Regions from separate parts of the Homo sapiens genome. Here region 2 is linked to region 1. The links are chromatin contacts, found by Hi-C or POLR2A ChIA-PET in ENCODE. All regions are on one chromosome and are shown on one strand. Each heading gives the region's core, a stretch centred on a gene start or an enhancer-like site at or near the end of the contact. The rest is flanking DNA. Distances are from core to core; before and after follow the strand shown.

Region 1 (2,700 bases), core at 39-2,538:
CTGAGGCAGGAGAATGGCGTGAACCTGGGAGGCAGAGCTTGCAGCGAGCCGAGATTGCACCACTGCACTCCAGGCTGGGTGACAGAGCGAGACTATGTCTCAAAAAAAAAAAAAAAAAAAAAAAGAGAAGAAAAAAGAAAAAAAAAGAAATATTACCAACAGGATGATTATAAGAATGGATCAGGGAATCTGGCAGGATAAGGAGGAAATTGATAACTGGGGGTGATTAATGGAGAAAAAGTGGATTGGAGAGCTTGAGATGGAAGGGTTTCTGTAGTGGGAGCACTGGAACTGGTGACCTGGAAGATCAGGAAATGTTTGAATGCAGAAATGTGCCAAAAGACAGGAAACATTTTCCAAGATGATAAAAATCTCAGTAGTGAAAATCTCTTTGGGGTTTAATGTATTTTGAGGCTTTCACCACAATTAAAAAGTGACACTAATTCTGAAGTTACAGATCTTTGACTAGGGGAGGCAGTAGAAGACCCTCTGAACCTTCCTGGCTGGTCAGGACAAGCTTACTGGGTTTTGGGAAATAAAAACATCATTTTCTTCTCCTAGAAGGTCTAGGAAGAGACTTTGAAGAATCTCTTTATTACAGAATCCTAGCAGACATGACAGAGAGAGGCATGACTAATGCTTAGGCAAGTAAGTATATATTCATGGGGCAAATCATAGGGAGAATTATGCTTTTTAACTATTAAAGTTCATGTAATGGGACTTACGCCCAGTCTCCAACTCAAGTGCCATGTTTCTCCTCAATTATTACAAAAATCAAGAGTATCCTATGTGGATACTACAAGTTGCTAAGCTCTTTATTGTATGGATTCAAACAGAAGACTTTTTTCTGGCACTCAATTGCATTTAGTAAAAATGTAGTATAACATGGTTAGCCAACCATAGCCATTGCATGGTTCCATTATATATTACTAGAGTGTTTTTCTCAGATGAATGTGAGGCCTAAAACACTCACAGTGACATAATTTCACAAGAAATTCTGGGTTCTATAGAGAAGGTTGGCAGTGTGATGCTGAAATATGTAACAGGCCTGAAATACAACCTGAAGGAATACTTGAAGAAGTGTCTGGCTTTCTGCTACATATCTTAAGCAGGAAGACAGACATGTTCTTTTTTGTTATTATTATTTCCTTCAAAAGATCTGAGGATCTGTTACATGAGGTCATTCTTCTTCCCTGTGTACTTCCTTAGGCTGACTGGTCTTATAGCCACGATTATCTTCCCTGCAGAGAATGAATTTTCCAGAATGTTTTGGTTCATTTCCTTGAGAGCTTTTAAGCTTTAGAATTTTTTCACAGACTAGGTTAGCTGTAAAACTTTAGGAAAGTGACTCAGTCTTCTTAAATAAATAATGTAAGCCACTGAGTACTTTGTAATCAAGTCACATTTTGCAGAAATGAGCTGCATAGTATAAATGTCTTTTTAAAAGTACATTAAAAATTATGGGCATCTTGAAGGTTTGTGTTTACTGTATCTCTCATATGAGGAGATGCATTTTTAATGACAGATCCTACCTTTCCCTGGAAGTCTTTTTAATAGTCTCTATGGATACCCTATGTGGAAAGCAGAAACACTTAAGCATCTGTTGCTTTATTACTGTGATCATGTTCCTGAACATGTATCTGTTAAATACTTTCTTGTACATTACGTCAGCTGTCAAATGCAGTATCAAAATACAGCATTTAGTTGAGTGACATTTTAGTAGCCTGTGGCTATTTAGTACTTATTTGCTCTTTCTATGCCTATGTCTGTGTCCTACCCAGCACAGTTAAAATTGGTCATCAGTGGAAAGAATGACAGAAGAATAAGAATCCCAAGGTGGACAGGTGTGGTGGCTCATGCCTATAATCCCAGCACTTGGGAGGCCAAGGTGGGCGGATCACCTGAGGTCAGGAGTTCAATATGAGCCTGGCCAACATAGTGAAACTCCGTCTCTACGAAAAATACAAAAATTAGCCAAGCATGGTAGTGCGCGCCTGTAATCCCAGCTACTCGGGAGGCTGAGGCACAAGAATTGCTTGAGCCCAGAAGGCGGAGGTTGCAGTGAGCTGAGATCGTGCCACTGCACTCCAGCCTGGGTGACAGAGCGAGACTCTGTCTCAAAAAAAAAAAAAAAAAAAAATTCCCAAGGCAAGGAATCTGTTTGTTAATTGATTACTTTATTTGATTTACAATATTCACATTTCCAAGTATGTATTTGACCTCCCAAATTAAATTGTTAGCTATAGAAATTTTGTTCGTTCTCTTACAGTTTGTTTTTTGAGTTTCAGGACTATTGTTAAAGGTATACTGTGACAATGTGTATTAGATACCATGAAAAATATATCATTGAATATGCTGTATCACTCACACTGACAAAAAGCTGTTAAATAAATAACAGAGAAACATTATGGAACATAATATCTGTCAGGGGGACTGAATCAGTGAAGGAAAAGTAGCCAAAGTAACCCATGATGTGGAGGTGCACCATGCACACTATTAATGGCTCAGAGTCTCTCACTCTTATTCCCATGTTAGACAACTATTTCAAAGTTTCTTTGACTAAGAATAAAAAGTAAATCTCTTGCAAGCCATCCCCCCAGAAATGAAACTCAAGGTCTGTTAAAGGGCCAGTATATAGCTGCACAATTATCAAATTTCTGAGCTAAAGCTTGTCATTTCTTTTTTCCTTTAGTAACTTAT
Region 2 (2,700 bases), core at 186-2,685, 170 kb after region 1:
GTATGTATTCAATTTAGAAATACAAAAATAAGGCCAGGCGTGGTGGCTCACACCTGTAATCCCAGCACTTTGGGAGGCTGAGGCAGGCAGATCACGAGGTCAGGAGATTGAGACCATCCTGGCTAACTCATGGTGAAACCCCGTCTCTAATAAAAATACAAAAAAATTAGCTGGGCATGGTGGTGAGTGCCTGTACTCCCAGCTTCTAGGGTGGCTGAGGCAGGAGAATTGCTTGAACCTGGGAGGCAGAGCTTGCAGTGAGCTGAGATCACACCACTGCACTCCAGCCTGGGCGACAGAGCGAGACTGGGTCTAAAAACAAAAAAAAAATACAAAAATAATCCTAGAGTCTATAAATACAAATACTTTAGTTGATTAGTTCATCACCAACTAAGATCACATTTTATATTATGCTTTGGCTTTTTACAAAAAGTAGGTAGTTTCTAAGCCCTATCTTGTAACTAGTGATTTAATTTGGTTAGAGCTGGAGGTTTTGCTTTAGTCATGAAAATTTCCACACAACTTAATCTGGTTATCTGCCTTTGCAAAGTTGTGGGGAAGGGAGATCGGCAGTGGTGGAGTGGCTGAAAACTGAGTCATCTTGACTGAATGTGGCGTGAAATTGCACGCAGGGGTTGCCTATTTCTGCTGGGCATCAGTCTACTAAGAAGTTGCTTCTCTAGGGTTGAGGTCAATGAAATACTACATATTCTCCAGTGAATTATTCTACGTATTTTCCAGCTCTATTATTATACTGCACATTCTCCAGTGTATTATTTTCTTTTGAATTAAAAGTCCTAGCAACTAAAGTTATATGATTTAAAAAGTTACCTAGATGCTAGGCATGGTGGCTCATACCTATAATCCCAGCACTTTGGGAGGCCAAGGTGGGAGTATTGCTTCAGGCGAGGAGTTCCAAACTAGATTGGGCAACATAGTGAGACCCCATTTCTATAAAAAATAAATAAATAAATAATTAGCTGGTTGTGATGGCTTGTGTCTGTAGTCCTAGATACTTGGGAGGCTGAGGCAGGAGGATCGCTTGAGTCCAGGAGCTCAAGGTTACAGTGAGCTACGATTGTGCCACTGTACTCCAGCCTGGGTGACAGAGCAAAACCCTGTCACCCTGTCTCTTTAAAAAAAAAAAAAAACTGGATTAGACTGTTGTGTTCTGATAAGGCGTGGGGCCACTAATTTCTTAATACCCAAAACATTAAAGAAATAGTGGCCTGCGTAAAGAGAGGAGGTTTACACTGTGATTGCCCTGCCTCTTTTTCTCCATGGCCAACCCTGTAAAAGGCACCTTTCTTAAGAAAGAATGAGTTTATTATGTGTGAGGTGCCATCAATATGACATCAATCATGTCTTGCAGAGCCACACTTTGACTGGGGTGGAGATGTGTACAAGCAGTTTTAGTTTGGGAGTTTAAGAACTTCCTGTAATATCTTCCTTTTGAGCTTTCTGTAACTCCCCTGAGACAGGCAAATGAAAGCAACTAGGGAGGATGAGATCTGAAGGAGTTTTCTTCAGTCTCTGCTTATAAAGTAACCAACCAGTTCTTACATATGACTGGTCAGATCCTCACTAGAAGCTGTTTGAGGCCCTGAGCTTGGTCATTAATTTCTCAGAAATCTGTGAAGCTTCAAGGTACACTTTATGGTGTTCCCTTTTTTTCTTCCAAAAAGAGACATTCACAGGATAACCTAAATTACCCAAACCTTTCTAAAGAAGGATGCTTCTGTATCTAGGCTTTGGTTTGGTAGCACCTGGTAAGACTTTGTTTATCATATCAAAATACCTTACTCACCTACCAGGCTTTCTTAATTGGCTCAAGAACTAACACCTTGCTGCTATAAATATCTGAGGGTGAATCAGAAGGTGTGTAGGCCATGTGTGCCTGAACCAACTTGTAGGAAATGGTGTGACTTCCCAAGGCCATCATCTTCTTTCATTTTATAGTCTGCTTTCATTAGAATACTTAGTTTTCAGTAATTCTTAGTTGAAAATAAAGAATGGGAGAATAAAATTTGTTATTTTAACAAATTTTGGGTGCCACTGACAACTTGGGTGGAGTGCCAACCCAGCCATGTGATGATATTTAAAATGCTCTATCAGCACTTGGGGCTCCAGACTACATGGCCACCCTGGAGACATCTGTGCTTATTCGGAAATGCCCTCAGATGCAGCTGTTGTGCGGCTACACACCCGTCGTCCAGAGTTTTTATATTTCCGTGCCAAGCCTTTAGCTGTGGAACCAACCTAACTGGCAAAACAGGAATGTAACAGACAATCCCTGTGATATGAGTCATATTAACTATTTATATGAAAGAAGTTGCTAAGACATTACAGGAAGCAAAGGCATGATGTACCCTGCTGTGACATGTTTTACTGAGTTAGCTAGGCTTATTTATAAATTGTAATCTACAACCTGCTCTCAGATAGGCAGTTCTAAGCTTTGGATTATAATCAAATCAAAGTTTAAGACTATTTTGGCTTTAGAGGTGACTCCATCAGTGCTTCTAGAGTTAAAAGTCAGCAGATAAAAACTTGACCAGTTGAAGACACATTTTCTCCTAGAGGAACTAACTGTTAGCTCTGTTTTTGCTTGGGAAAACAAGACTTTTCATTTTCAGTTTAATTCCTCAGGGAACATTCATCTCATCTTCAGCCAGATTCAGCTATCATCATAAAAAGGGAACT

What was found. Hi-C counts contacts between places; a loop is a spot of excess contacts on that map. ChIA-PET counts read pairs that join two places held with the same protein, here RNA polymerase II (POLR2A). Pooled maps may share reads with other maps.
Region 2: a pooled map shows a loop between it and region 1 (4-fold over the local background). The contact joins two enhancer-like sites. A Hi-C loop is called at or near these places in 1 of 168 maps with a recorded cell type or tissue (endothelial cell of umbilical vein) and 4 of 50 pooled maps. POLR2A ChIA-PET finds 5 or more read pairs at or near these places in 1 of 52 experiments (activated CD4-positive, alpha-beta T cell).

What each region holds. Positions count from the first base shown.
Region 1 is chr2:196,402,244-196,404,943 of GRCh38, reverse strand. All of the region lies in intron 2 of HECW2 (HECT, C2 and WW domain containing E3 ubiquitin protein ligase 2), which reads left to right. Among named protein-coding and RNA genes, the nearest start is that of HECW2-AS1, 140 kb to the right of the region's middle. Within about 2 kb of position 1,288, at least 2 of the 41 ENCODE cell types and tissues checked have a DNase peak (open chromatin) inside an H3K27ac peak, as active enhancers do; they include endothelial cell of umbilical vein, where a contact is called at or near this core.
Region 2 is chr2:196,232,731-196,235,430 of GRCh38, reverse strand. The region is part of intron 21 of HECW2 (HECT, C2 and WW domain containing E3 ubiquitin protein ligase 2); the gene reads left to right. Among named protein-coding and RNA genes, the nearest start is that of HECW2-AS1, 26 kb to the left of the region's middle. Within about 2 kb of position 1,435, at least 20 of the 41 ENCODE cell types and tissues checked have a DNase peak (open chromatin) inside an H3K27ac peak, as active enhancers do; they include endothelial cell of umbilical vein, where a contact is called at or near this core.